Regions from separate parts of the Homo sapiens genome. Here regions 1, 3, 4, 5, 6 and 7 are each linked to region 2. Evidence: chromatin loops called from intact Hi-C (ENCODE). Cell type or tissue: heart right ventricle. All regions are shown on one strand.

Region 1 (4,000 bases), 170 kb after region 2:
GTAGAGACGGGGTTTTGCCATGTTGGCCAGGCTGGTCTTGAACTCCCGACCTCAGGTGATCTGCCAGCCTCGGCCTCCCAAAGTGCTAGGATTACAGGCGTGAGCCACCGTGCCCAGTGTGGGTCATTTTTTTTTTGAGGGCCATGTGAACTGTTGGTTATAATGCTGACCACACAGATAATTACAGGGCTTATCCAGCACTCAAGGAGGCTATCACAAGACACTCCTTTTGGAGAATGGCCAAGTCTGTTACTGGAATATCTGTTTATGACTTAGATAAGCATTGGCCCAGTTTCCCCTCATCTGCTTTTAACTACCCTTAACTCATTGGTAAAGGCTTTCCCTGAAACTGTCCGTGATGGCTGCATTGTCACCTTAGCTATCAAACTGGATTTGAGAGATAAGATATTGGGAACATGATCTAAGGGTCTGAAACATACAGCAACAAAATTGGTGCATACCTGGATCCCAGGGCAGGGATTGCCAGCCCTCTGCCCTAGTTTAAAGTGCTTTCCTAGTATAGCCGTTAGGACTATCAGTTGTGGGCTGCATCCCCAGATGGGGGCCAGGTTTTGCAGGCACTGATAGCCAAGGCAGGGAGAGCATGGATGTTAGGTAATCACTCAAAACTTGGTTCAGGTTGGCAAACACTTAATGAAGCCTGAGCTATACCAGGCCTGAGCAGGTCCTGAAGACACAGATGAATCAGACCTTGTCTTTCTCCTGATGTGAAGAGTTGAGATTTTAGTGGGGGAGATAAATATTAAAGGGAGGTAATTGTAGTTGAATGTGATAAGGGCACCGATAAGATGACTCAGGTGCTATGGGAGCACCAAGAGGGAGCACCCAACCAAGCATGGGGCCACAATAGAGAAGTCTTTCAGACAAAGCAGCATTTGTTTTTCATGTTTTTGAGACAGAGTCTTGCTCTGTTGCCCGGGCTAGAGTGCAGTGGTGCAACCTTGGCTCACTGCACCCTCCACCTCCTGGGTTCAAGCAATTCTCCTGCCTCAGCCTTTCAAGTAGCTGGGATTACAGGTGCCCACTACCACACCCGGCTAATTTTTGTTTTTTTTGTTTTTTTTGGTAGAGACAGGGTTTCACCATGTTGGCCAGGCTGCCCTCGAACTTCTGACCTCAAGTGATCCACCTGCCTCAGCCTCCCAAAGTGCTGGGATTACAGGCATGAGCTACTGTGCCTGGCCCAAAGCAGCATTTGAACTGAGTTTTGAAGAAAGAATTGAGGTTAACCATTCAAAGAAGGGGAAATGGACTTTTCTGACAGAGGGACCAGCAAAAGCAAATACATGGTACTATGAACCTGTACTCTCAATCACAGGTGTTTTAGGGAACTACATATTATTCAGTGTCAACAGAGTAAAATTTGAATGTGGAAAGGGATGGTAAAGAGGAGACTGTAGACATAAGTGGGAGCTGGTTATGAAAGGCCATGAATGTGACACTAAGGACTTTGTGCTTTATTCTATGGGGGAGTTCAGTGTGGAGGATAAGAGCACTGGATCTGGAATCACATTGCCTGTGTTTGCTTCCTGGCAGTACCACTTACTGGTTGTGTGTCCTTGAGCAAGTTACTTAACCTTTCTGTGCATCTGTGACCTTTTTCCAAAGGGGATATTAACATTGCTTATATCATATGGTGATTGAATTAATACATGTCAAGCACTTAGAACTGTGCTTGCCACATACAGAATGTGCAAATGTTAGCTATTAAAATAATTAGCCATAGGTAGCGGAGAACTACTGAAAATTTTAAACAGACAGTAACAGGATCACATGTCTACATTGGGAAGATCACAGTATTTTGTGGCTAATATGGAGGATGGATTTGGGGACAAAGTCTGGATGGGAGAATAGGCGAAGATTATTGTAGCATGGGAGAGAGGAGGAAGCCTGAATAAGGACAGCAGCTATAGGGAAGGAGAGGATTTCATCAGTTAAGCCCCAGGGCCACTTGGCCGCCCTGAGCCAGCCTTTTCATTTTCTCTGTGGCTCCCTCAAGATGTATCCTGGCTGGGCGCAGTGGCTCATGCCTGTAATCCTAGCACTTTGGGAAGCCAAGGCAGGTGAATCACATGAGGCCAAGCGTTTGAGACCAGCCTGGCCAATGTGGCAAAACCCTGTCTACTAAAAATACAACAACAACAACAAAAAAATTAGCTGGGCGTGATGGTGCATATCTGTAATCCCCGCTGCTTGGGAGGCCGAGTCATGAAAATTGCTTGAACCTGGGAGGCAGAGGTTGCCATGAGCCAAGATCACGCCACTGTACTCCAACCTGAGAAACAGAGTGAGACTCTGTCTCCAAAAAAAAAAACAAGATATATCCTGTTAAATCACAGCACAGCAGTGCGTGCCTGTAATCCCAGCTACTTGGGAGGCTGAGGTGAAAGAATTATTTGAGGCCAGGAGTTTGAGACTAGCCTGGGCCACAGAGTGAGAACCTGTCTCAAAAGAAAAAAGTTAATTCACATATATAATACATGTCCACAGAGATTTGAAAAATACATTAAAATATAAAGAAAAAACAAAACTCATCTATAATACAATACCCAGAAACAACAGGAGTTGTGCAAACAACAGTAGTTGTTTCTGGGTATCGTATTAAATTCTAACCTTTTTTTTTTTTTTTTTTTTTTTGAGACAGAATCTTGCTCTGTTACCCAGGCTGGAGTGCAGTGGCATGATCTGGGTTCACTGCAACCTCCACCTCCTGGGTTCAGGTGATTCTCCTGCCTCAGCCTCCCGAGTAGCTGGGACTACAGGCGCCCGCCACCACGCCCGGCTAATTTTTTGTATTTTTAGTAGAGACGGGGTTTCACAGTGTTGGCCAGGATGGTCTTGATCTCCTGACCTTGTGATCTGCCCGCCTCGGCCTCCCAAAGTGCTGGGATTACAGGCGTGAGCCACCACTCCTGGCTTAAATTCTAACATTTTATGGAACTTTCTTCTAATTTTGTGAGTGTGTCTTTATCCTCCCTCACCTCCATCTCTTTACCCAAAGAGAAAGGGAGAATCAAGAGGCTCATTCTAGACACGTGATTTTATGTCCTGTTTTTTGTTTTGTTTAAGAGACAGGGTCTCACTCTGTTGCCCAGGCTGGAGTGCAGAGGCATGATCATAGCTCAATGTAACCTTCAACTTCTGGGCTTAAGTGATCTCCCACCTCAGCCTGCCAAGTAGCTAGGACTACAGGTGCATGCCACCATACCTGACTAATTGTTTTAAATTTTTTTGTAGAGACAGGATCTTGTTATGTTGTCCAGGCTGGTCTCAAACTCTTGACTTCAAGTGATCCTCCCACCTCAGCCTCCCAAAGTACTGGGATTACAGGCATGAGCTGCTGTGCTTAGCCTGTCCTGCCTTTTTTTTATTTTTTTAACATATAGTATGGGCATTCTTGTGTGTCACTAAATATTCTTTGAAAATGTGATTTTTAATGTCCTGTTAACTTACTGTTTCATCATATCTTACCATATGTTTAGCCAGCCCCTACTTGGCCACTTGAGTTGTCTCAGTTTTCATTATTCTAAATAATATGAATAGGAACATCTTTCTCACCTTTTTATGGCTCCAGTTCTGCTCGTTTTCCTTCCCATGGGCCTGTAGAGTGAGACAATGTCCCACTTTCCCTTTTCTGGCTCGCCCGACCCACTTATCCAGTTGGGAACAGGGAGTAAAAAAGTAGTTGTTCCATGGGGTCAGGGTCCGAGAGAAGTGGGCATGTGGGGCAGGTTGTACGAGTGTGATGGGGAAAGAGGGGTGAGATCCTGAGGGCCACCGCAGGGACTGCTGGGTCTATATACAATTTTAGGATGGGGATACTTATTTATGTTTGAAGTAGAAGAAAAGGAGCCCATGGAGAAAGAATGAAGATATTAGAGAGACAAAAGGCTCAAGATTAGATGGACAGATTAGCTACAGGGAAAAAGAGAAGGAAGAGGAATCCTTGCTTCAGCACCTTGAAGGAAGAACAAAGACA
Region 2 (4,000 bases):
GAAAAGTTTTCAAAACCACTGTGCCGACCCTGGTTTACCCTGCTCCACCACTCCTCTGCCAGGAGACCTTGGGTAAATTCCTTAACTCAAGGAGCCACCTTGCCTATATGTAAAACAGGGAAGAAAACACCAACCTGAGAGTGGGGGGTTCCTGCAAGATTGAATGGGACAACCACATAAGGCACTAGGCACTGGCCTGGTACAGAATAAGTGCTAAAAAAAAAAAAAAAAAAAAAAAAAAAGGCAATTTCCAGCCGGGCGCAGTGGCTCACGCCTGTAATCCCAGCACTTTGGGAGGCCGAGGCGGGTGGATCGTGAGGTCAGGAGATCGAGATCATCCTGGCTAACACGGTGAAACCCCATATCTACTAAAAATACAAAAAAATTAGCCGGGCGTGTGGTGGGCACCTGTAGTCCCAGCTACTCTGGAGGCTGAGGCAGGAGAATGGCATGAACGTGGGAGGCAGAGCTTGCAGTGAGCCAAGATCGGGCCACTGCACTCCAGCCTGGGCGACAGAGCGAGACTCCATCCCCCCCCAAAAAAAAAAGGCAATTTCCATCCTCTTCATCCAAGCAAAGGACCTATCCAAGAACCAAGGTAGAAATCCAGTGGGAAAGCCTAGAAGCCCATCACAGGATGGGCCACGGGTGCCTGTGGACTGCAGGTGGCAGGGGTGGAGGGTGGAGGGTGGATGGCACAACTGATTCCAGACCCTCAGTTGGTGACCTTGGTGTGTGCTGGTCAGGAGCCAGCTGGACCTCATCTTCAGTTGCCATGGCCCTGGCACTTCAATCCAAAAAGGCTGAGGAAGGCCACAGCAAACATGGCATCTAAGAGTAACTCATTAGAAAATAACAGAAAATGAGGTCACTGTCTCATTTGTTTATTCAGACAGGAGCTCAGCCTCCCCACTCCATTCCTCAGCACACTGGCAGATATGAAAATAAGAGTTGCTATGAGATACAAACATCTAGGACATGCATTTTATTCATTCAGTACACATTTTTTGAGGGCTTCTTGTACAGCAAGCTCTGTGTCAGTCACTGAGGATTCCAAGATGAACGTGATAGTGTTCCTACTCTCAAGGAGTTAATCATTGGGAACCTGGACCAGATACAAATAATTACTGCTCAACTCATTGTATGCAGTGCTGTGGGCTCATCCTGGAAATGGGGTTCAGTGATGCCTTCAGGACTTGTGGAAGGTTTCTGGGGCAAGGGGCATTTGAGCTGAGCCTTGAAGGGTGAGTAGAGGTTGATCGTGGAACAAGTCAGGGAAGAGACTTCCAGGCTGTGGGAACAACCTGAGAAAAAGCAGAGAAGAGTGAGGCCTGTGAGGTGCTTGGAGACCCAAGAGTCCACGAGAAGAGAGTCCAAGTGGAGAAGAACCCACTGAAATGGTTGGTGGCTGAGGGTCATGTTGGAAAGGGCGTCCATGCCATGCCAAAAAGTACAGTTTGTCCTGTAAACAGGCTCCACCCAAGGTTTCTTAAGTAGGGGTGTCTTTGTTTTGAAAAGACAAAACACTCCATTGGCAAGGTGGGAAGACTGGTGGGGAAAGAGGCAGGTGGCAGAAAAACCCATTAGGAAATGACTGTCATGTTAAGGGTAGATGAGAAGTACTTGGAAAGGGGAAAGTTGTGGTGTCAAAAGGCATTTCAGAGTAGAAATGACAAATAGAAATGTCAGGTTAGACATGGGAGGAAGGTTGAAAGAACGGAGAAGGATTCCAGGATGGCTCATTTGTGCAGTTAGGCAGATGGTGAGCCCACTGACTGTGGGTTCCAGAAAGATGTCACTGATGCAAGGATTCCAAGTCCATGGAATAAATCTGTTGCCTGCTTTTTCCAGGCTGTGAGGTACTGCCATATTCTAAAGGCATCGACTCAGGCCATGCCATTAGGGGGTGCTGTAGGCATTCCCTTCTCTTCTCTGCTCAATACGGAGGTCGGAAAGACCTGCCAGGGTCATCAGTCAGTTCCAAAGGCCAAAGGCAGTCCTGGACAGCTTGGCAGAGCCCCTTTGCTTAGAAAGCTTTTTACATAAACAGTTTCACATCCCCCAAGACTTGGCACGTTGGTGGACCCCAGGTCAGATTTCCTCTGCAGCTGTGTAGACCTGGGTGGGGGTCTGGAGGATTGGAGGGGATTTTGGAAGTCAAACTGACAAGGGAGAGATCAGGAAGAGAAGGCTCGGCAAACCCATTGCATTCACATTTTTAATCCACAAAGCCATCCAAAGCAAAAACGGTCGACCTCAATGTGACCTCGGGACCCCTCGGAACACAGGCCACCCCAGAAAACATTTTGCAGGTAGCCCAACTTATACTTATTGGGAGTGTCCTTGGCCATCATACTATGTGAGATATTGGAATGGAGGTGACATAAATGTGAGGGGGGACAGCAGAGCCTGGAAAGCAGTAGTCACGGAGGAGCAGGGCTCTCTGGATGGAGGCACGACAGGGTTCAGACACCAGCTCTACCACTGAGATACGGCCTCAGTTTCCTCACAAGGTTGGTGTAAGGATGAACTGAGGGACTGTATGCATGCTGTTTGATACATTTGCAGTGATCCAATCAACCCTTGCAATTGTGGTTACTCTTATTATCGTTATCATCAAGCTCTTCCTGCCTTAGGTTCTGCTTGCCGCCTCCTGGCTCTGGGCCTGGAACACTCTTCTCCTCTGTCTCCCCTGGGGTTGCACACTGTCACACTGGGTTGGGCAGGGGCCCAACCATGCTTCAGCCTCTCATGGCAGCTCTGCAGTGGAGCCAAGCGGGACCTCCCATGCCTGGCACAGTGACCAGTATAAGCTTTCAGGAACTGGTTCTTAGATTACTTTTCTTACATGAATACGTGAATGAATGAATGAATGAATGAACAGAACAAGAGAGTCAGGCTGCACTGAGTGGTGGGCCTCAATCATACTCCAAAAAGGATCAAGCCCTGGAGACCCATTTAGGTAAGGGAGCATCATGAAGATGTCAGAGGTTGGCAGGGGGGTCAGGAACAGGCATTCACACCAACAGGTACCAGGAGCCAGAAATCCCAATCACAGTGACAGGGCTGTAGAGGGTGGAGGGGGTGGGGAGAAGCCAGGGCAGGGCTCCACTTGCCGGGGGGCCTTTACAGCAGAACAAGGGAGAACACTGAGAGCTGGTGACAAACCAGCAGGAAGGATGAACATCAGAATCAACTCAGACACAAAATCAATAGGACTCAGTGACAGAATGGATGGAGATGACCAAAAAGAGGAAGCAGCTAAAGATGCAAACTGTGAGAGAACTCGAATTGTGCTTTCAGTTTCTAGTGCTTATTCTGATGATTGTTATTGAGTTATTTAATGAGGATCAGGAGAAGTGAAGCTTAGCGAGGCCTACTGAAGGGAGAAATGGAGAGAGACCTCAAGCAAGCAAGCTTCCCCCTGTGGCTCTAAGACCTTCCCTTCTGTTCTGGTCTCTTTCACCTGTCCCTTATCCCTTGGTCTGTAACTTCCTTATTAGTAAGAATCTCATCTTATTCGGTTTGGTATCCACTGCATTAGTTATACATTTTCTCATCCATTTCACAAATATTTAATGAGCACCTCTAACATGCAAGGCAGGGTCCAAGGTCCATAACCCAATAAATATGTATTGAATTGATCATGTCATGATATAAAGTCTGCAAGGAGAAGGTCCATGGGAGGATCTAGCAGAGTTTTACCAGGCAGCATCTGGAAAGGAAATGCGGGAAACCTATCACTGTTATGAGACAATTTGGAACTGTAATGTTCCCCACCCTCCCTCCCAAACTGGGGAGACCGAAGAATGACAAGTCCAGCTTGGTGAGTAGATGAGTTTATTTAGGTCTTCCATGTGGGGCACTCCTGGGCAGCAGCAGGACAGCTCTAGAGACCTGCTTTGCCTCACATCGCTAAGCTGCTTTTAAGCTAATTTTCTGGCTCTTCACCTACTGTGTATGTGCCATGGGACTGTTTTCCTTAGTAGGTTTTCAGATA
Region 3 (4,000 bases), 150 kb after region 2:
CCACGATGTACTTAGGGAAGCTGCCATGTCCAAATGGCATGTGACTCATTGAGAGACCACAACAGGAACCCAAGAGCTGCCTCAGTGACACATGGAGCTCAAAAAAAAAGAGAAGTTAAAGGGAAGAAGAAAGGAACTTTGTCTTGTGGGACAAAACACATGCTGAAGTGATGGGGCACCATGGTCCCATCAGATGCGTTGGAGTTTGCCTTCTGTTCCAATCATAAAGCCCCATCTGCACAGTGGCAAGCCCTTTCCAAGGGTTAGTCCCCATGTGTTTGAGGTTTCCAGGCAAGAGCCACATCGAGCCTCCATAAGCAGGCACTGTGAACCCTCAAGACTGAACAGAAAAGGACCACATCCCCTGTTCCTACTCCTGGCCCAATGCTAAACTTCAGTAGGCTATTCCCCTAATTCTGGAGCAGATAGGAAAGGCAGATGGAAGAGAATGTACACTCCTTCGTAGTTCATCTGGACAGTAATCAGGAGCTGACCCAGGGTGGGCGTTTGGAAGGACTCAGCCTCCGTCCTGCCTGGTGCTGGGATCAGCTTACACAGCTCCTGTGTCCACAGGGCACAGAGAATACATTGTCCATAAGGAGGATTATTCTGTACAAGAAGCTCAGACAAAGGGAGAGGTTGTTTCCAGCTGCCTGGGGGAGGTGAGAGGGGGGTGGGAAAAGGGACCAGCCTTGCACTGGGGCATTCCTGCAGAGTTCAGCTTCTTCTCTGTGGCAGCACAACAGGAGGTGGGCAATTACACCCCCTCCAGCTCAATCCTAATGCTGGGACCCATTATGGAGTTCTAAGGAGCACTTGGCTACAACCTATCTATCTTGGCTGTTTCCCAAAAAACGACAGGGTTGAATGAGGTACACCAGCTAAGTAGGGCAGCAATAAACACCAGAAGGGGAACAGAATGGGGTGACTGGCACAATGAGCAAAAGAGAGGTTCAGCAATGACTGAATCCCAGGCTCAGGGCAGAGCTGGAGAGGGAGAGATCCTAGGCAATGGGCCTTATGCTGACATTGATTGGATAAGCTTCCGCCTTCAGCAGGATGAACTCTGTCCTGTAGTAAGCTCTTGACGTTTCACAGCTGCTGCTTCTTTCTCCATCCTAGACACAAACCTAGGAGACAATGGCCTAATCTCTTTCTCCAGGGGACCCAAGAATAGGAGAAAGCACGATCTCCAAGCAAAACAGGACAGTCAAAAACAGAGGAATGTTACCAGAGTAGGCCAATAGTCACCTTTTGCAAATCCTAAATCTGAGCCAGTAAATAGGTCATGTCCCCTTCTTCAAAGGAAAACTGTATATGTATTCCCTCCTGAGGGAATGAGTATGTTAGGGGTGGGAGATACATACTCTCTATTGAGGCATTTAATAGGCTGTATGGACCCCAAAGTGGGAGACACTACTGAGATTTGTGTACTCCAGATGATTTGAGGATGGGGGATAAAAACGACAGCATGTGCTCCTACGGTGATGAATGTAGAGGAGTCCCTCTAGAGGAAGGAGTGTTTGCTTAGGGGAACAAGATGTAGGTGACATCCTGCATATGTTCCTGTTGGGGCAAGAGGATATTTCCATTCTTGGATGACAAGGAATCCATTTTAATAGTATGGTGGGGATGAAGTCAGTATTTGCCTGGGACACAAAAAAACTTGGGGTTGGTGCCATTCAATAGGAGGGAATCTTTTGGTGGAGTAAAGGACAATAGTCACCAAAAGATGCTCCAGGAATTTCAGAGAAGCACAGCTCAAACTCTACCCAATATGCCAGTTAATACTGACATTTCCAGTGGGAAGGGAAGAGGTGAGAAGATAACACCTGAGTGGGCTGATGAGCCGGAACAGTTTAAGTGGGGGAAAGGTCTGGCATTGCCTTAGAGCTGGTGACCAGACTCCCCTACTGCTATGTATTGTGGTCAGTGAGCTTTGTGGATACCATTCCTCACCTTGATGGAATGGTAACAGATGTGACATCTGGGACCACTTTTCCAGTCCTTTGCTGCCACAGCCTGGCAGAACTTTGTTTGGCACTGAACAAATGCCAAAGTACCAGTGTGTGACAGAACAGAAAAAAGGCAGCTGGAAGGTATGAGCAGGAGGGAAGTTTCAGGATTTTTAGATCAAAGCTAATTAAAGATACGGAAACTTTTTTATGGAGAACAAATTAGAACTGCCTTGCAGCACTCTTGAAACTGCCCCTCTGATCCCTATGTAGTGCTCTCATAAATTACTGTCAGACAACCCTGAGCCAGTGAACATCAATTTAAATAACTTTATTCAGAGGAATCCTTTGGTCCACTTCTGCTGACTCAACCCCTGCCCATGCCAACAAAGGAGTACTAAGAAAGGCAGGTTAGCCTGAATGTCTAAATTCAATTTGTTCAACTTTATAAAAGCAGGCAAAGCTACTGGGGGTTGCCCCCTCCCACCATCATTCTGGTCCACCATTTGGGCCACAGGCTTAGGGAAATGAAGGAAAGTCGTTTTCTTTGAAGGAAATCCTGGCCAAAGTCGAGAAAGTGGGCACCATTATGAGGTCAACTAAACCCTGATGGCAGTGTGAAGTGCAATTCCCTTCTCCCTCCAAAATAAGAAACATGAATCCAGGGGAAGGGGCTTTTTCGTGTGCTAAGGAAAAACCCTTTCCCACATAGTCCTGCCTGGCAGAGCCACTTCCTGAGAAAGCCTCGTGTGTATAAGGTGGGGTAAAGGATAGGGGACTTTATGACTATTTGACAGGTAAAAGCCAAGTTGGCTCCTTAGAGGATGGAAAGGAGAGCAGGCCCAAGCTTCACCAGAGCTGCAGGTGGGCATTTTTTTTTCCTTCCTGGCCCAGAAGCTTCTTCACCTTGCGCCTTAGAGGGATAGCCAGAATGAAACCCAGGCAGGAGGGCCTGCAAAAACAGTGTGCCTCTAAGAACACAGAGGTTGCTACAGTTTCTGGCAGCACAAAATAAGCATAGCCTTATTTGATCTTGTGTCCATCAGCTCACCATTGACGTGAGGCAGTATCAGATTAGGGTAAGTTCTGGATCAAGGACTGTGGAGGGTGGTGGGGAGAAGGATCTGTAGAAACTATCATTTATTGAATACCCATTATTTCATATACTGTACTAAGTGCTTTACATTCATTTCCTCATTTTAATCCTCACAACAACCCTATGAGGTAGGTATTATCACCATTTACAAATGAGAAACAGGCTCAGAAAAATTAGGTCACTTGTCCAAGGTCACACAGCTAGTCAGTGGTGGAAGTGGGATTTGTCTGCTGCTGAAAGCCCATGTTCTTTTTATTGTACCCATCTAGGTGAGCCTTGAGCAAAAGGTAATTTCACTGCCCAACTCTGCAAAGAGCACCAGGGAGTCGAGGTTGCCAGCCACACTCACCGCTGGTAGGGATGCATGGAAGCCGACTTGATGTTGGTTTTTATTCCACTTGGCATTTTCCCTGAAAGGAACATTAAAAAAGTCATCTTAAGCAAGGTAAGACTTTCATGACAAATCAGAAATGTGGTACCTCAGGTTCCCTCTGTCACTTCCTTTATCATCTCAGAACCTCTGCGGCATCTGACCCTGTTTGACAGAGGTCAGAAGTATGATTCTTCACCCAGCTGTCTCCCTGAAGGTGTCCAGGAGGAAAGAAGTGACATGGGAGAATAGTCTGTTCATCCACTCCTAGAACAGATAGCTAAACCTGTGTGACTCCCATTTAACGTCACAGGTAAAAGAGTACTATGTTCTCTCATTGTTTTTCTTTTTTTATATCATAATAAGTGCAGAATCTCTCTTTAATTGTCCCTTTTCCTAGACAGCTTGGAGGAAATAACTCTTCTAGCTGCCTGCATCTAGACTGTTCTAAAAATGAGTAGGAGAGAAGGCAGGAAGCCAAGAGCAAGAGAGGCAGGATACAGAGAAAAGAATACATGTAGGACTGGAAAACTGGCCTGCGTGTCAATTCCTGATGCACCTACCAAATGGTCTTAAGAT
Region 4 (4,000 bases), 57 kb after region 2:
AGATATCACACATGCATGGTGTAACGATGGCAGTCTATGAATCCCCTTGGTTATTATCTCTGGGGTAGCCAGGTCTCGCAAGAACAGAGCTCAGCAGGCCTGCCAGGGACTACCACACCCTCTCCTGAGGATGTCGTGTCCATGCAGCTGGCCAGAGGCCGTAGACCCACTGGACAGAGCTGCCCCACCACGCTGCCCCTCCCAGCCCTGCCTGCCTGGGCCCCAGCAATACCAACGGTCATCTCTGCCACATTCTTGCTTTCTCATGGGGGCCCTGTTAGAAACGGGAAGGGAGGAAAGCTGGTGCCCACCTGAGACCCCCAGCTCTGAGACTCCAGGGGTGTTGGAGCAGTTCCCATAGAGAAATCCTCTGGGGGCAGGCACCACTTAAGTCTGTAGGAGAGGTCTCTCCCCAGGGGAGCAGGAAGCCCACACCTGTGTGCTGGTGCCATAGTTCACTCCAACTCCCCAGTGGGAGCCAGTGTCCCTTCCTTAGGGTGCGGGCAAGGGTGGAGCTGGCAAAGCACCAATATGCCTTCAGGGAGAAAGGGCTAGGGAAAGAGGAGTTGAGACACTGCCTTCAAGCCTTTCCTCATCATCCCTGTGTCACCACGAAATAAATCATGCATCATGAGCACTAATGGACTTGTGTTGTCACTACCTCTTATCCTCAAAGTAAGATTGAAGCCAGGGGTGGTAGCACACACCTATAGTCCCAGCTACTCAGGAAGCTGAGGTGGGAGCATTGCTTGAGCCCAGGAGTTCGAGGCTGCAGTGAGCTATGATTGCGCCACTGCACTCCAGCCTGGGTAATAGAGCGAGACTCTGTCTCTAAAGTAATAGTAATAATAATAATAATAATAAATAAACAAAGTAAGATTGAACAACCAGAAAGCAGCCCCCATGTGTGGCTCCTGCAAAGAATGCGTGGCTGTGGCCCGAGCCAGCTTTGTCTCATAAAATGTGTTTTGTATGCTAAGTAGGCTGCTGTTGTTTGAGGCAGAAGAACAATGAGTCACTTGTGTCATGTGCTATTGGGTGTGCTATTCTTCTAGGATTTCAGAGTGACCTGAGCTAAAGCAAGGACCTGATGGAACTTAAAGGCAAGACATCCTTAAAATTCATGCCTGCCCATCTCTCCTGGTCAGCCCTTGCCTTTTAAAGGGCACCACTCCATCATCACACAGCACAGAGTTGAGCTCATTGTTTTCCAGAATAAAATTTCAGATGCATGCTGGATACAAAAGGATTGTTTTTCTTCAATCATTTTTAAGAGTTTGAAGGATGACATGCAGATGAAAGCAGCCTCCCTGGGTGTGCTGGCCTTCTTCCTGTCTAGGTAGTATAGTCTAACAGGCCTTGGGCATAGTTAAGCTCTCTGGCTGTGGATCAAACTGTCTGGGGTCAAAGCTGAACACCATCACTTAACTAACCTGAGGATGCATCTGTTTCCTCATCTGCAAAATGGGGATCATAATAATGACACCCGGCTGGGTGCGGTGGCTCACGCCTGTCATCCCAGCACTTTGGGAGGCCAAGGAGGGCGGATCACCTGAAGTCGGGAGTTCGAGACGAGCCTGAGCCCGACCAACATGGAGAAACCCCATATCTACTAAAAAAAAATACAAAATTAGCCTGTAATCCCAGCTACTCAGGAGGCTGACGCAGGAGAATGGCTTGGACCCAGGAGGTGGTGGTTGCAGTGAGCCGAGATTGTGCCATTGCACTCCAGCCTGGGTGACAGAGCGAGACTCCATCTCAAAATAACAATAATAATAATAATAATAATAGTGACACCCATCTCAAAAGGCTGAGAGTCCATGAGGTGTAGGCATCACCTTTTCCCGGCACCTGTAAACCCGTAGCAACTGTTAGCCATTATAATTGAGGTTTGTTGGTGTTCTAGCATAAGACTCTGCATTGCTGGGTAAATTCCATTCTGACCAAAGTGGGTAAAAGTTTGTTATGCTTTACTAAGTACACTCTGAGCTTCTAACTGCCTGAACCCTATGTGGGTGTTGATTTCAGTTTCTGACCTCACAGGACTCCTCTGGGCCAAATGGCCTTTGTCAAGCAGTTTCTATAAAAGGGACTTCTTTCAGAGCCTTGTTGAATTAACTGGGGCTTCCTTTAAATAAGGGCTTGTTTTTAGAAGCTTTCTTTTTCCAACAAGGAAAAGAACACAATGGATTCCAAGTAATCTCCAGTCCTCATCACAGCTTGTCACAAACACCTGGCACGTCTTTTCTGACTAGAGTGAAAACACACACACACACACACACACACACACACACACACACACACACACACACTAGCTTCAGGGACACAGCCTCAGCCTGATGCTCCAAAAGCATTTACTGCAAACTTCCTCTCACTACAGAGTTATTTCCTGGAAGAACAACAAAAACTGTTTTTGAATTGACAATGTGGCTTTAGTTGCTGCTGAAGTTAAGTGAAAGTACCAACCATTGTTACTATTAACCTAAACAAAATCTTAAAAGAATTACTTTCTTTTTCTTTTCTTTTTTTTGGACAACAACAAGAACAAGATATTTTTCCTTTCTTTGCTGATCAGTATGAAGAATGATTTATCAGTAAAGTCAATTTCAGGCAAAGGCAGAACTTAGGAATTGGGTTAAAGTGTTGCTTATTTCAACCAAAAGAAAACTTTCTAATTTGTTTGGGCAGCATTTACTTGGTTCTTCGAAAAGCAATTGTGACAAACAGTACAGAGAGTTAAGGCACTTATTGGCATATAAAAAGATGCCAGCATTTGGAGTTGCACATAACAAAGAAATATCTTAAATACTTTTCAAAATATTCTAGGAGCCAAGACACAAGGGCATGCTTCAGGAGAACACAGGAATGTAATTTGGGAGGAAAATTGCAACTACCCCTTCCCTTTAAAATCACTGAGCAAAACAAAGCAGCATTCTACTTCACATACTGACTTTACATAGTTTATATATAATAGTTTGACTTTAAGAAGCAAAGATGGGACTCTCACTGTTTATCTTTTATTTATTCTTTTTTATTTTTTGAGACAAAGTCTCACTCTGTCACCCAGGCTGGAGTGCAATGGCATGATCTCAGCTCACTGCAACCTCTGCCTCCTGGGTTCAAGCAATTCTTGTGCCTCAGCCTCCCAAGTAGCTGGGACTACAGGCGCGTGCTACCACATCTGGTTAATCTTTTTGTATTTTTAGTAGACATGGGGTTTCACTATGTTGGCCAGGGTGGTCTTGAACTCCTGGCCTCAGGCGATCTGCCTGCCTCGACCTCCCAAAGTGCTGGGATTACAGGCATGAGCCACTGTGCCGGGCCTCTCACTATTTTGAAAAATAATTGCATGGTCACCCATGTAACCCACCCCAGTCTGGCAAGTTTAATTGGGAGAGGTCTCCGTTACTTAGAAGAGTACCAATTTGACACTTTAATTCAGATAGCCCTGACTTCATTTTTGGGGAGCAACTTAGAGAGGTTCATTCTTTCCCCCCTGACTCATCCTCTGTTGATCCAGTCCCGAATTTCACCAGCTTTTTTATGCATAATTTGCATAACAATTTCACCCAAATGGATCTCAACTGAGCATCATTTCTGCAAGAAGACTATGGAGTTTGTCTATAGAGAAAATTAAATCAAATTCATAGACATTTTTAAGAGTCTGTCAAATGTTTCCACATGTATTTACATGTGGTCTAAAACCCTAAGGGCATTGTAAGAAGCCACACAAAAGACCCAAATGAATGTTCTAAGGGGCATAAAGCAGTTTGTTGTCTGAGCCACCTGTTAAGGGAAATGAGTGGAACTTGGAGAGTCAGGCTTTCCTGTCCCTCTTGATCATGACGGTCACTTGGAGAACAGTGAGTCCAACCCGCTGGGGTGGCCACAGGGGATGGACCTTTACTAACATAAAAGAAAAATTTTTTAAAAATTCTTTGAATGGTTTCCAAATGAGCACTCCCTCCAAAGTGGAACTTAATACCACAACAGATATTCA
Region 5 (4,000 bases), 110 kb after region 2:
ATACATCCACATAACCATAACCAGGATCAAGATATAAATTATTTCCAGCACCTCAGAAGCTCCCAATGCTCCGACACATCCCCCGCCACCAAAGGTAATCACCATCCTGACATTACCATTGATTCATTTGGACTGTTGTTGAACTCTATAAAATGGAACCCTAAAGTATATCTTCCTCAAACTTACTTCTCTTCTGTGTCCTGTCTCTGACAATGGCACCGCTACTTACCCAGTACCCAAGCCTAGAAGCACCCTTGACTCTTCTTGCTCTTCCCTTATCCCTTCCCCTTACTCATCAACTAAGTTGATGGCAATAACGTACTAATAGTCCTCAAATTCCTACCAGGATTGCCTTAGACTCATCTGTGACCATCCAGCCGTGTCATCCATGCTTTTAGCACACTAAACTACTCTGTGGCACAAAACCAAGCATTAAATGCTTCTCTGGACTTCCGTGGTGCCTTGCACTAATTAATTGTTGTGATTATTTACCTGTTTGGATGTCTTTCTCATTAGATATGTAAGAGACGGTGTTTTATTGCTTTCTCCCCAGTGCCTAACCCAATGTTTGGAGTATCACACAGTTCATAAATGTTTGCTGCCTTCCTGCTTGTACACATGATGCTTGTACCCCAGCGCCTAACGCAAATCTGGCATCCTCTGCAGCATGAGTATTATTTGTGGCATGGTCTGTGTGGCTCTGAATATATCTGTTTCTGGGGGTGTCCATCGCCCGACCTGGAGTTGTGAGAACACCCGGTAGGGTGTGCGTGTACCGGGATCCCTGCCGAGGGTGTACCTGGGTGTTGGTGTTAGGATACGTAGCTCTCTGAGGTGAGGTCTGTGTCTCAGGAGGTGGGCCTGGCACGTTTCTCTCGGGCAGAGCGTGATCCCGTTAGGGAGAGGCTCTCGGTTAGGGCGCTCTATCCTGTTGCTGGGAAGCGTGTTTTCTGCCGGTGGGGCTCTTTGTGGGAATCTCCGACCGCCTGGGGATTCGGAGCTGCAGGATTTGGGTCAAACAGACGCTGGGCTATCGAAGCCCCGACGCCGGGCCACCGCACGCTTCTTTGCTCAGGTGCTGGAGCCGCCTCTCGGGGCCCGAGGAGGGACCCTGGAGCTGCGCCCGCGATCTCGCTACCGTTTACAGCTGCGCGCCAGGCTCAACGGCCCCACCTACCAAGGTCCCTGGAGCTCGTGGTCGGACCCAACTAGGGTGGAGACCGCCACCGAGACCGGTGAGGCAAGCCCCGGCCGCACCAAAGCCGCACAGCGCCTGCGCCAGGGACTGGGCGCCGGGTGCGAGTGGGGCGGGGCTCGGAGAGGGGCGAGGCGCGGGGCGCGGAGAGGGGCGGGGCCCTGACCTTGCGGGCCGACGGCTGCGCAGGTGCCCGCAGTGCCCAGGGGCGGCGAGGGGCGGGGCCAGAGTAGGGGCTGGCTGGATGAGGGCGGGGCTCCGGCCCGGGTGGGCCGAAGTCTGACCCTTTTTGTCTCCTAGCCTGGATCTCCTTGGTGACCGCTCTGCATCTAGTGCTGGGCCTCAGCGCCGTCCTGGGCCTGCTGCTGCTGAGGTGGCAGTTTCCTGCACACTACAGGTACCGCCCCCGCCAGGCAGGAGACTGGCGGTGGACCAGGTGGAGCCGAAGGCCTGTAAACAGGCATTCTTGGTTCGCTCTGTGACCCCAGATCTCCGTCCACCGCCCGTGCGCACCTACGGCTTCGCCACTTCCTGCACGTCACCTCTGGGACTCGCCGCGGCTCCTTACACTCTAACACGCCCACTATACCGCCCACCTCGAACAGCCCCGCCTCCTGCTGCTCACCTCGGCGACTAGGCCACCGTCCACCCTTCAGCCAAACTGCCCACTCCACCCCCATCCAATCTGCCGTCAGGTCCCACCTCCTAAACCTAGTCCAAACAATGGCCCCCTTTCTCTAGCCCTACAGACACGACCTGACTCACTGAAACAGAACCTCTTGCCCCTCCGATCTAGCCTCACACAGCCACCAGAATAATCTTTCTAAAATGCGCACATGAACCTATCAATTCCCTCCTTAAATCCTTTCAATAGCTCCCAGGATATAGTCCAGGCTCCCTATGATGACAAGCGAGGCTCTGCAAAATCGGCCCCTGCCAGCAAGCACTTCAGCCTGTTCTACCCTGTGCATCAGCCTTTCCAAACTGGTTTTCTCCACAAGTCAGGTTTTACTTCTCAGTGCCTTTGCACATAACGTCCGCTCTGCCTGAAATAGCCTCCCTGTCTCACTAAACCCATTCATCTGTAAATAACTTTCTTCACCAACTCTTAAGAAACCTTTCCTGACCCTCCCCCTTTTGGCCGCTGCTCTGTGCTCCAATACAGTACCAGTAGTGTTTTACTGTGTTTATTTCTTTATATATCTTCCCTATTATACCTTACTTGGTCATCTTTAAATCCTTAGCACAGTGCCTGCCAAAAAGCAGGCCCTTAAATAAATGTTATTAATGAGTGACTCATTTATGTGGGAAGACGAAGGCTGAGGAGAAATGCCATTGGAGGCTATAAACATGAAGGGTAGAATGCATCCCACCTCCATCCTTCATCTGCTGCTTCTTTAAGACTTAGCTCAGAAGTCATCTCCTCCAGATGGTGTCTTCTGATGGTCCTGGGCTGGTTCAGGTGCCACTCTCATGGGCTACCATCTCCCTCTGAACATACCTCTCTTTGAACTTTTAATCTGCCCATACGTATGAGCAGACTGAAAGGTAGCCTCCATGCAGGTAGCCAGATCCAACAAAAAAGTTGGAGAAGTAGGAGGAGGTGGTCTGCTGAGCCAGGCATACTCAGTTTCTTTTCCCCAATTTACCAGGTAAGTCACACCTTCTCCCCTGGAGAGATATGAGTGAGGTCACTGAAGCGGCCTGAAATGTTCTACTGACGTCCCTCCACATGGAAATATGAAGCTAAAGAATCCAGGTTCTGGCCGGGTGCGGTGGCTCACGCCTGTAATCCCAGCACTTTGGGAGGCCGAGGTGGGCAGATCACAAGGTCAGGAGATCAAGACCATCCTGGCTAACACAGTGAAACCCCATCTCTACTAAAAATACAAAAAAAATTAGCCAGGCATGGTGGTGGGCGCCTGTAGTCCCAGCTACTCAGGAGGCTGAGGCAGGAGAATGGTGTGAACCTGAGAGGCGGAGCTTGCAGTGAGCCAAGACCGCGCCACTGCACTCCAGCCTGGGCCACAGAGGGAGACTCCATCTCAAAAACAAAACAAAACAAAACAAAACAAAACAAAACAAAACAACAAAAAAATGGAGGCCCCTCCAATACATCTTAATCCATATTCTTCCCAGATAGACTACCCTCTCCAGTAACTTACTAATAAGCTCCACTGATTTTCTTCATTCATTCATTCAGCTAATTTACTGAGCACCTACTATGGGTCAGACACTATTCTACACCCTAGAAATACAGGAGTGAATAAATAGACAAACTCTCTTTTCTCGGGGACCATATGTTCTAGTGGGGTGAGACAGACAAAAAGAAATATACATAACAATGTAATAAATGTACAACAAGTCAAATACTATAAGGAAAAATGAAGTACAGCAGGAGATAGCCTGTCATGGGGAAAGGAAGCAGCACTACAGTGGTCCCCTCTTATCCACAGTTTCACTTTTTGTGGTTTCAGTTACACGCAGTCAATTAAGGTCTGAAAAAAATTACATGGAAAATTCCAGAAATAAACAATTCATGTATTTTAAATTGTAAGTAGCACGATGAAATCACTTGCCATGCCGCTCTGTCCCACCCGGGATGTAAATCATCCCTTTGTCCAGCATCTCCACGCTGTATATGCTCCCTGCCCCATAGTCACTTAGCAGCCATCTTGCTTATCAGATTGACTCGTTGAGGTATTGCAGAGCTGTGTTCAAGTAACCCTCATTTTAGTTAATAATGGCCCCAAAGTACAAGAGTAGTGATGTTGGCATATTGTTCTAATTGTTCTATTTTATTAG
Region 6 (4,000 bases), 66 kb after region 2:
CAGGGGGTGTTCATAGGGTAATTGTGTTGGATTCACTCAGTTGTTCACTGGACAAACATTTATTGAGCACCAACAATATTCCAGGAGTTGTGCTAAGTGCTGGGCCATTAGTTGAGAGGCTGGCAACACCTAGTCTGTACAATGAGATTAAATGATGCCAGCCTCCTATGGTTGTTATGGGGTTTAAATGAGAAAATGATGCAGAGCAGTTGGCACAGTGCACTGTGCTTGGTAAGGATTTCTGAGTAGGTGGCAGCTGATTCCTTCAGTCTGCTGGTCAGCCGATTAGAACACAGAGGCTGCCTTTGAGTGGTTCATGGTCTAGTGCAGAACACAGGACAGGGGAAGAGGGCTAAACAGGGACAGACACAGGAGCTCTAGAGGAGCACTGAGGAGGAGTTCAGCTTACACTGCCTCAGGTAGGAGACAAAAAGGGAATCAAGGAAGATTTCACTAAGAGGGGTGGTCTTCATTCCAGGCAGCCAGAACATAAAAAATGCAAGTCTCAGAGGCATGGAGGTGCATGGGAGAGAAGGTGCCTGTTAGGAACACAACAGGAGGGATAGCGTGGGAGCATCACGGGGCTTAGGAGCACGAACATTATCCTGAGGGCAATAGGGAGCCATGGGAGGTCACAGGCAAGAAAGTCACAAGGTCAGGTTTGGTCTTAGATCACCGTGGAGGATGAGTTGCAGAAGGAGGGGCTGTGGCTGTTGGGATGGTCTAGGTGAGTAAGGATGAGGGCTGAACAAAGGCAGGCTGGGGGGGTGGGGATGAAGTCAAGAAGCGTTCAGGAAACAATGTGCAGAATTCTATGACTGATGAGGCAGGCAGCACAGTGCTCAGAGATGTGGACTTTAGAATCAGACAACCTGGCCCTGCCACTCACTAATTGTATGACCTTGGGCAAGTTACTTAACTTCTCTGAGCCTCCCTTTCCTGGCTATAAAACAGGGATAATAACATCCACCTCCCAGGATAGCTGGGATGGTAAAATGAAACAATATCAGTAAAGTGCCTGGTGCATAACTGGCAGCCAATAAACATTCATTATTATGACAATGGGAGTAGAGATGACTCCATAGTTTGTGTCTCAAGTGGCGGGTGCTGTCCAGTGAGTCAGGGAGCACTGGAGAGGAGCAGATTTGGGAAAAGCTGATGGAAATGCAGGTCCAAGCTGAAAGACCGTTCCCGAGTTACTGACTCAGAGGTGATGGTTAAAACTGGGGGAGTGGGCGAGCTTGCTCAAAGAAGCCAGTAGAATAATTACCATGATCCTCCTCTGTAACTGGAAAGAATATCCACTTCACTGGTTGTGAGGATCCAGTGGAAAATGGGGGTTGGTATGTGGTGGGCGGTCAGTAAATGCCAGCTTCGTTTGCTCATGGTAGCCTTTCAAACACTGATAAGCTAGGTGGCATTTAAACTAATGAACTGCTTGACAGTCAGCTACAAGAGACAGAGAAGGAAGGGCTTGGCTGGTGGAGGGGTTCTGGGTCCTGGAGCTAAGGCAGGCTCGCAGGCTCTCCACCGTCCAGACTGGACTCTGACTCCACCTGATCTCTCCTGCCTCAGCCTCACATTTTGTACTCCAGTCACACAAACCTGGAGAGCCCCCTCCACCTGCCACAATATTGCCACTGCAGGCCTCTGTCCAGGCTGTTCCCTCTGTCTAGGATGCCCTCTCCCTGCCCCTGATTTCTCTCCCTCCCCATTGTCCTCACGCCAATGTGCCCTGCTCCAACTGTACCTCCCAGGAAGCATCTCTTCATCTCCCTGAGCTCCCCCAGGCTGGAGCAGGGGTCCCTTCTCTGTGCTCAAAAGCACAGCGCCCTACATTTGGCAGCTGTGTTCATGCCTGTTCCTCCAACTAGGGCGTGAGCTCTTTGGAAGGCAAACAAAGACCAAGACCTACCTCGTGTCTGTGTCTGTCTGGGCTCCAGGCCTTGCCCTGGGGCTGCCCTCCCTGGCTCTGGGCCCAGCCCCAAGCTTAGCTCCATTTCTTTTTGTTTTTCTTTTTCTGGAGAATGGGGTCTTGCTATGTTGCCCTGGCTGATCTCAAACTCCTGTGCTCAAAGGATCCTCCCACCTCTGCCTCCTTAAGTGCTGGGATTCCAGGCGTGAGCCACCGCACCCAGCCCTAGCTCCATTTCTGTGCCACAACCTTCTGGCTGCAAAACTCAGCCTCTCCCACCTCAAATCCCAGCCCACCAGACATTTCTAGATCTCCATAGTGACAGAGAGGGGGACCCATGGGACACTTCTGTTCTGGCTGGCTCTCCTGGCCTGCACTCTCGTGGTGGAGGCAGGGAGAAGTGGCTCACAGCAACCTTTGCAGGGCAGTTTTAGAGACGAGTGGGGAAACAGGACTGATAGAAATAAAGTGAGGAAACGGAGACAGGGAGCATAGATCATTCTTTCCGAAAGCTGGGGCGAAAGGGAAGCCATCTGGCAGGAGAAGGGAGGGGACACGGCCAGAGAAGGATTCGTGGTTTTGTTTTTGTTCTTTTAGAATGAAGAGACTTGAGGGAAAGAGGCCAGTGCGCATGGAAGGGGAAAGGAGGGGGATGGGAATGCCTGATAAAGTGAGGCCTGTGGGGTCTGAAGAACCGGGCAGGGGAAGGAAGAGGGGTGAAGGTTGGAGACCCTCTTCTGAGTGGACGGTGGATCAGTAAGACCAGAGGGCTGGGGCTGGGGGCTCTGGGGCACTAGGGTTGGCTGGGACTACAATAGAGTCACTGGTGTCCTGGCCCCAGGCGCGGCGGTGGACCTGACGCTGCTGGCCAACCTGCGGCTCACGGACCCCCAGCGCTTCTTCCTGACTTGCGTGTCTGGGGAGGCCGGGGCGGGGAGGGGCTCGGACGCCTGGGGCCCGCCCCTGCTGCTGGAGAAGGACGACCGTATCGTGCGCACCCCGCCCGGGCCACCCCTGCGCCTGGCGCGCAACGGTTCGCACCAGGTCACGCTTCGCGGCTTCTCCAAGCCCTCGGACCTCGTGGGCGTCTTCTCCTGCGTGGGCGGTGCTGGGGCGCGGCGCACGCGCGTCATCTACGTGCACAACAGCCCTGGAGGTGAGTTAGGCAGGCGGGGGGATGGCGCGGGGAAAACCAGGCCGCTGACCCACCTTCCACCCCGCAGCCCACCTGCTTCCAGACAAGGTCACACACACTGTGAACAAAGGTGACACCGCTGTACTTTCTGCACGTGTGCACAAGGAGAAGCAGACAGACGTGATCTGGAAGAGCAACGGTAAAGAGGGGCATTTGAACTGGTGGGGAGGGTAGACCCATCGTTCTGAGGCCCCAACACTTTCATGACCCATGGGACCCTCAGCTTTGGCCCCTGACACACCCGACCTCCAGGGCCTCTCCTCTGTAGTGGACCAGGTCCCATGGGATGTGCCTGCACCCATCTTATCTGTAGTTCTGAGCTGCCTTCCTTCTGTACACAGAGGGCCAGGAGCCTGTGGTCAGCTGCCCCTTCCCTCTTAGCCCCAAATGAGCACGATGTTAAACCCTCATCTCTCCCCTGGGAGTTAGCAGGTGCTGTCACATAGCCCACCTGGCAGACCGCATCAGTCCCCCTGAGGAGGAAGAGAACTGGTAACATCATGCCCAACACAGGCAGGGCAGAGTCTAGCCTCTCCCAAAGATCTGTCCAGCCCAGATCCTTGATGCCCAAGACAGCCTCATGCTGAGGCCTGGGTAGACCCGTGGGATCTCAGTCCCAGGCCTGTCCTCCACCCTGACCCTTTGGCCACCCCATAGAAGGAAGCTGTTTTCCTATGTGGCCCCAAGATTCCTGCCTCAGTCCTCAGATTCACAACCCCTTGGCTGACTCTTGCATACCTGGGCTCCTGAGGGAGGAAGACCCTTCCCTTTGGCCAAGGGGGCTGCCTCCTGAGCTCTGGACCCCGTGAATTGACAGGAAATGTGAAGAGGCACAGGCAGACCTGGGTCTCTAGGCTCTCTGTTCAGCCCTGAGCAAAGAGGCAAGAAGC
Region 7 (4,000 bases), 180 kb after region 2:
AAAATGGGATTTTTTTTATCTTAAAAAAGATCTCAATAGACATTTCTCAAAAGAAGGCATACATATGGCAAACAGGTATATGAAAAAGTGTTCAATATCATTGATCATCAGAGAAATGCAAATGAAAACTGCAATGAGGTATCATTTCACCCCAGTTAAAATGGTTTTTATCCAAAAGACAGGCAATAACATGCTGGTGAGGATGTGGAGAAAAGGTAACGTTGTGCACTCTTGGTAGAAATGTAAATTAGTACAACCACTATGAAGAACAGTTTGGAGGTTCCTCAAAAAACAAAATAGGCTGGGCACGGTGCCTCATACCTGTAATCCCAGCACTTTGGGAGGCCGAGGTGGGAGTTTGAGACCAGCCTGGCCAACATGGTGAAACCTTGTCTCTACTAAAAATACAAAAATTAGCTGAGCGTGATGGCAGATGCCTGTAATCCCAGCTACTCGGGAGCCTGAGGCAGAGAATTGCTTGAATCTGGGAGGCAGAGATTGCAGTGAGCCGAGATAGTGTCACTGCACTCCAGCCTGGGTGACAGAGCAAGACTCCATCTCAAACAAAAAACAAAACAAAACAAAACTGAAAATAGAGCTACCATATGATCTAGCAATCCTCCCTCCTAGGTGTATACCCAAAAGAAAGGAAATCAGTATATGGAAGAGATATCTGCACTCCCATGTTTATTACAGCACTATTCACAATAGACAAGATCTGGAAGCAGCCTGAGTGTTCATTGACAGATGAATGGATAAAGAAAATGTGGTACATATATACAATGGAATACTATTCAGCCATAAAAAAGAATGAGATCCTGTCATTTGCAACAACATGGATGGAACTGGAGGACATTATGTTAAGTGAAATAAGCCAGGCACAGAAAGACAAACTTGGCATGTTATTTATTTGTGAGAGCTAAAAATTAAAACAATTGAACTAATGAAGATGGAGAGTGGAACGATGGTTACCAAAGGCTGGGAAGGGTAGCTGGGGGAGGTGGAAGGGGAGATGGTTAATGGGTACAAAAATAGAGTTAGAAAGAATGAATAAGATCTAGTACTTGATAGCACAGTAGACTGACTACAGTCAACAGTAATTTATTGTACATTTAAAAATAACTAAAAGAGTAAAATTGGATTGTTTGTAACACAAAAAATAGGATAAATGCCTGAGGTGGGTAGGCATGGTGACTCATGCCTGTAATCCCAGCACTTTGGGAGGCTGAGGTGGGTGGATCACTTGAGGCCAGGAGTTTGAGACCAGCCTGGCCAACATGGTGAAACCCCGTCTCTACTAAAAATACAAAAATTACCTGGGTGTGGTGGCCCATGCCTGTAATCCCAGCTGAGGAAGGCTGAGGCACAAGAATTGCTTGAACCCGGGAGGCGGAGGTTGCAGTGAGCCAAGATCGCACCTGCACTCTAGCCTGGGCGACAGAGCAAGGCTCTGTCTCAAAAAAACAAACAAACAAACAAAAAAAACTTGAAGTGGTGGATACCCCATTTACCATGATTTAATTGTTATACATTGTATTCCTGTATCAAAATATCTCATGTGCTCCATAAATATATACACCTTCTATGTACCCACAAAAATTTTTAAAAAAAAATTTTTTTTTATACAGTCTCACTCTGTAGCCCAGGCTGGAGTGCAGTGGCGTGATCTCTGCTCACTGCAACCTCTGCCTTCCAGGTCCCAGTTAAGCAATTCTCTTGCCTCCCAAGTAGCTGGGATTACAGGTGCCCACCACCATGCACAGCTAATTTTTGTAAAATTGAAAAGGTCCAGAATAGCCTCTGTGTGTACAGAAGGTAGGAGTCTCCATGGTGACAGCTGATCTTGGGCTGGTCAGTATGCTTAGAAATAAAAAAGCATTAAAAAGTATGAGAATAAAAAAGGCTTTGCCGGGCTGAGGAGGGGCAGCTCATAAGACATCCTGTAGGCCAAGGTAGAAGAAGCTATTAATAGAAGATCTTATAGTGCCCCCATGTGGGGGGTTGGGGAAGCCCAGTGTGGAGGACCCTAAGCAGAGGGAAGTTGTGACCCCAGATAAAGATGACTAATGACTAGGGACCTGGGCTGAGGACTGATGGAGATTGGATAAGGGGGAAATTGGCTGTGGAGTCATACCTTAGACCCTGGTTGGGTAGGAAGTCAGGATCGCCTAGATGGAGCTATGGAGAATAAACAGAGCAGAAGTGTAGTGGTCTGTGCCACCCTGACCGTCCTGTCTCAGTCTTTCCCATGTGCTTCTTAGGTGCTGGTACAGGGCTGCCTCTTGGACCCTTCCCAGCGGGAGGTGTTCCTGCAGCAGATATATGAGCAGCTCTGCCTCTTTGAGGATAAGGTGGCCACCATGCTGCAGCAGCAGTACGATCCCCAGAGCCAGGTATGTAAGAGAGAAAGTGGGCAGAGGCAACTTAGAAAGAGGAGCAGCTAAGGACAGAGGGCAGAGAGGAGGGATAGTCCAAATAGGGCAAAAAAGGGCTAAGAGCTGGGGCAAAATGAGACAAGGATAGGCATGCTCATGACACACTCCCTGTTGGAGCAGGACTCAGATATACTCCCCAAAACACAGATTCTTTCAGGGAAAAAATGTGAAATCCATTTGTTTGCATTTTTTTTTAGCCCCAGATCTCCTCCAGTGGATCTGAGAAGGTGATTATGCGTGGCTTTGACCTCTAGTTAGCATTTTGTACAATCAGGGATAAAGCTGCCTAGGCCCACTAGACTTCCCTGTCTCATCACTTTGGGTACCCCAGAAGTAGCCAGGCAAATGGCAGTCCTGTGTGCCTGATGACTGGTCATGTAATTTGATTGAGGTATAAAATATTTCATAACAGTGATGGAAAAATGTGGAAAGGGGCCCTTCTTGGCAAAAGATGGAGAAGCCCTACTTCAGTACAGTCTGAAGCTTCATCTGATGCCGAACTCCCTTCACCTCTGAGGTTCAGTATCTGAGCACACACAGGGAGGAAGCACAGTCAAGACTCAGCCGCATAGTAGGGGAATTGAGGTTCTCACAGGATTCGGCCTGTCTGGCCTGAGAAGTGCTGGGCTATAAATTCTGGCTTTGCTATGGATGGGGCAGCAATGCCATCTGCCCCATTCTGTCTTTTCTGTAACTTGGGGCAGGCAGAAGACCAGTCCCCAGACTCAGGGGACCTACTGGGCCGGAAGGTAGGCGTCTCCATGGTGACAGCTGATCTTGGGCTGGTCAGTATGATTCGTCAGGGCATCTTGGCACTGCAGTTACTACCCTCGAACTCTAGTGCAGGTCAGTAGAAGGAATATTGGTGGGACTGGGGAAGCAGGGATACAGGAAGGGTGGGGCTGACTGCTAACAAAGATAGCAGTTCCAGGGAATCAGTGGGCCCCAGGGAAGAGGATCTGTTTCCTTGTTTGCAAAATGTAAGTCTGTATTAGTGTGTATCAGGAACCCTCGACTCTGACAACCATCAGAGACCCTAGAAGGAGTAGAGCTCCAAGGATATCACTTAGGGGAGGTTATGATCTGGCATTCAAGAGGAAGAAGCAGGAGGGTAAGGGAGAAGGAAAGGTGTTTGAAGTTTATAAAACTTCACAGTTTATGAAACTGCCGACATTGGTGGGAAGACACTGAGCCGTTCAGGACCCTGTCAGTTGGGTGCCTCCCTGTGAGTTTGGTCTGGCCAGTGTCTCCAGGTCTGATCTGGTGTTTCCTGCTCCAGGGATTATCGTGATCACGGATGGGGTGACCAGTGTACCTGATGTTGCTGTCTGTGAGACACTGCTGAACCAGCTTCGCAGTGGCACTGTGGCTTGTTCCTTTGTCCAGGTGAGGACTTTTTAGGAAGGACGAGAGAGATATGGAATATCTCACACAAAGTTGGGATGGCTGATTACTTTCTTACAGGCAGTGATTTCCCAGATAAAGTCAATTACTTAGTTACATGGGGGGAAGGAGTCATATCTAGAAGGTAGGTAGCATCGTGGGAGAGGACTCTTATTTTTTTC

What was found. A loop is a pair of places that touch in the nucleus more often than their neighbours do. Peaks named below come from ENCODE experiments on the same cell type or tissue, not always from the same donor. Only the 100,000 strongest peaks of a DNase experiment are listed, where the experiment ranks them.
Region 1: it touches region 2 in a loop (4-fold over the local background); 102 of 110 quality-filtered maps call a loop at or near these places.
Region 3: it touches region 2 in a loop (9-fold over the local background); 47 of 110 quality-filtered maps call a loop at or near these places.
Region 4: a loop joins it to region 2, with 3 times the contacts of the local background. A loop is called at or near these places in 25 of 110 quality-filtered maps.
Region 5: it touches region 2 in a loop (4-fold over the local background); 41 of 110 quality-filtered maps call a loop at or near these places.
Region 6: a loop joins it to region 2, with 6 times the contacts of the local background. A loop is called at or near these places in 22 of 110 quality-filtered maps.
Region 7: it touches region 2 in a loop (6-fold over the local background); 103 of 110 quality-filtered maps call a loop at or near these places.

Annotation. Positions count from the first base shown.
Region 1 is chr1:43,405,193-43,409,192 of GRCh38, forward strand. The region is part of intron 4 of SZT2 (SZT2 subunit of KICSTOR complex); the gene reads left to right. Among named protein-coding and RNA genes, the nearest start is that of SZT2, 17 kb to the left of the region's middle. In heart right ventricle, no CTCF peak of the experiment used is centred here; no DNase peak of the experiment used is centred here.
Region 2 is chr1:43,236,376-43,240,375 of GRCh38, forward strand. All of the region lies in intron 21 of CFAP57 (cilia and flagella associated protein 57), which reads left to right. All of the region lies in intron 1 of LOC105378685 (a long non-coding RNA gene), which reads right to left. It overlaps LOC124904164 (a long non-coding RNA gene), which reads right to left. Exons shown (of 2, transcript XR_007066042.1): 2 at 971-1,304. Among named protein-coding and RNA genes, the nearest start is that of TMEM125, 32 kb to the right of the region's middle. In heart right ventricle, a CTCF peak has its summit at 1,906 (motif pointing right); DNase peaks (open chromatin) are centred at 1,906 and 2,706; H3K27ac peaks cover 984 bases.
Region 3 is chr1:43,381,646-43,385,645 of GRCh38, forward strand. MED8 (mediator complex subunit 8) reads right to left here. Exons shown (of 7, transcript NM_201542.5): 7 at 2,272-3,461. The coding sequence ends at 3,397. MED8-AS1 (MED8 antisense RNA 1) reads left to right here and starts at 3,404. Exons shown (of 2, transcript XR_001738027.1): 1 at 3,404-3,496; 2 at 3,639-4,000. In heart right ventricle, a CTCF peak has its summit at 2,022; no DNase peak of the experiment used is centred here; H3K27ac peaks cover 1,240 bases.
Region 4 is chr1:43,293,573-43,297,572 of GRCh38, forward strand. No RefSeq gene overlaps it. Among named protein-coding and RNA genes, the nearest start is that of TIE1, 5.4 kb to the right of the region's middle. In heart right ventricle, no CTCF peak of the experiment used is centred here; a DNase peak (open chromatin) is centred at 2,279; H3K27ac peaks cover 3,891 bases.
Region 5 is chr1:43,347,768-43,351,767 of GRCh38, forward strand. It overlaps MPL (MPL proto-oncogene, thrombopoietin receptor), which reads left to right. Exons shown (of 12, transcript NM_005373.3): 9 at 1,076-1,235; 10 at 1,496-1,592. Among named protein-coding and RNA genes, the nearest start is that of CDC20-DT, 8.9 kb to the right of the region's middle. RefSeq lists enhancers at 433-1,404, 1,405-2,375 and a silencer at 1,270-1,479. In heart right ventricle, CTCF peaks have their summits at 1,600 and 1,802 (motif pointing left); DNase peaks (open chromatin) are centred at 941, 1,324 and 1,774; H3K4me3 peaks cover 1,599 bases; H3K27ac peaks cover 2,989 bases.
Region 6 is chr1:43,302,095-43,306,094 of GRCh38, forward strand. It overlaps TIE1 (tyrosine kinase with immunoglobulin like and EGF like domains 1), which reads left to right. Exons shown (of 23, transcript NM_005424.5): 2 at 2,757-3,071; 3 at 3,139-3,249. Among named protein-coding and RNA genes, the nearest start is that of TIE1, 3.1 kb to the left of the region's middle. In heart right ventricle, a CTCF peak has its summit at 2,287; no DNase peak of the experiment used is centred here; H3K4me3 peaks cover 3,416 bases; H3K27ac peaks cover 3,672 bases.
Region 7 is chr1:43,412,821-43,416,820 of GRCh38, forward strand. It overlaps SZT2 (SZT2 subunit of KICSTOR complex), which reads left to right. Exons shown (of 72, transcript NM_001365999.1): 5 at 2,262-2,393; 6 at 3,140-3,281; 7 at 3,715-3,821. Among named protein-coding and RNA genes, the nearest start is that of SZT2, 25 kb to the left of the region's middle. In heart right ventricle, a CTCF peak has its summit at 1,992 (motif pointing left); a DNase peak (open chromatin) is centred at 1,985; H3K27ac peaks cover 1,256 bases.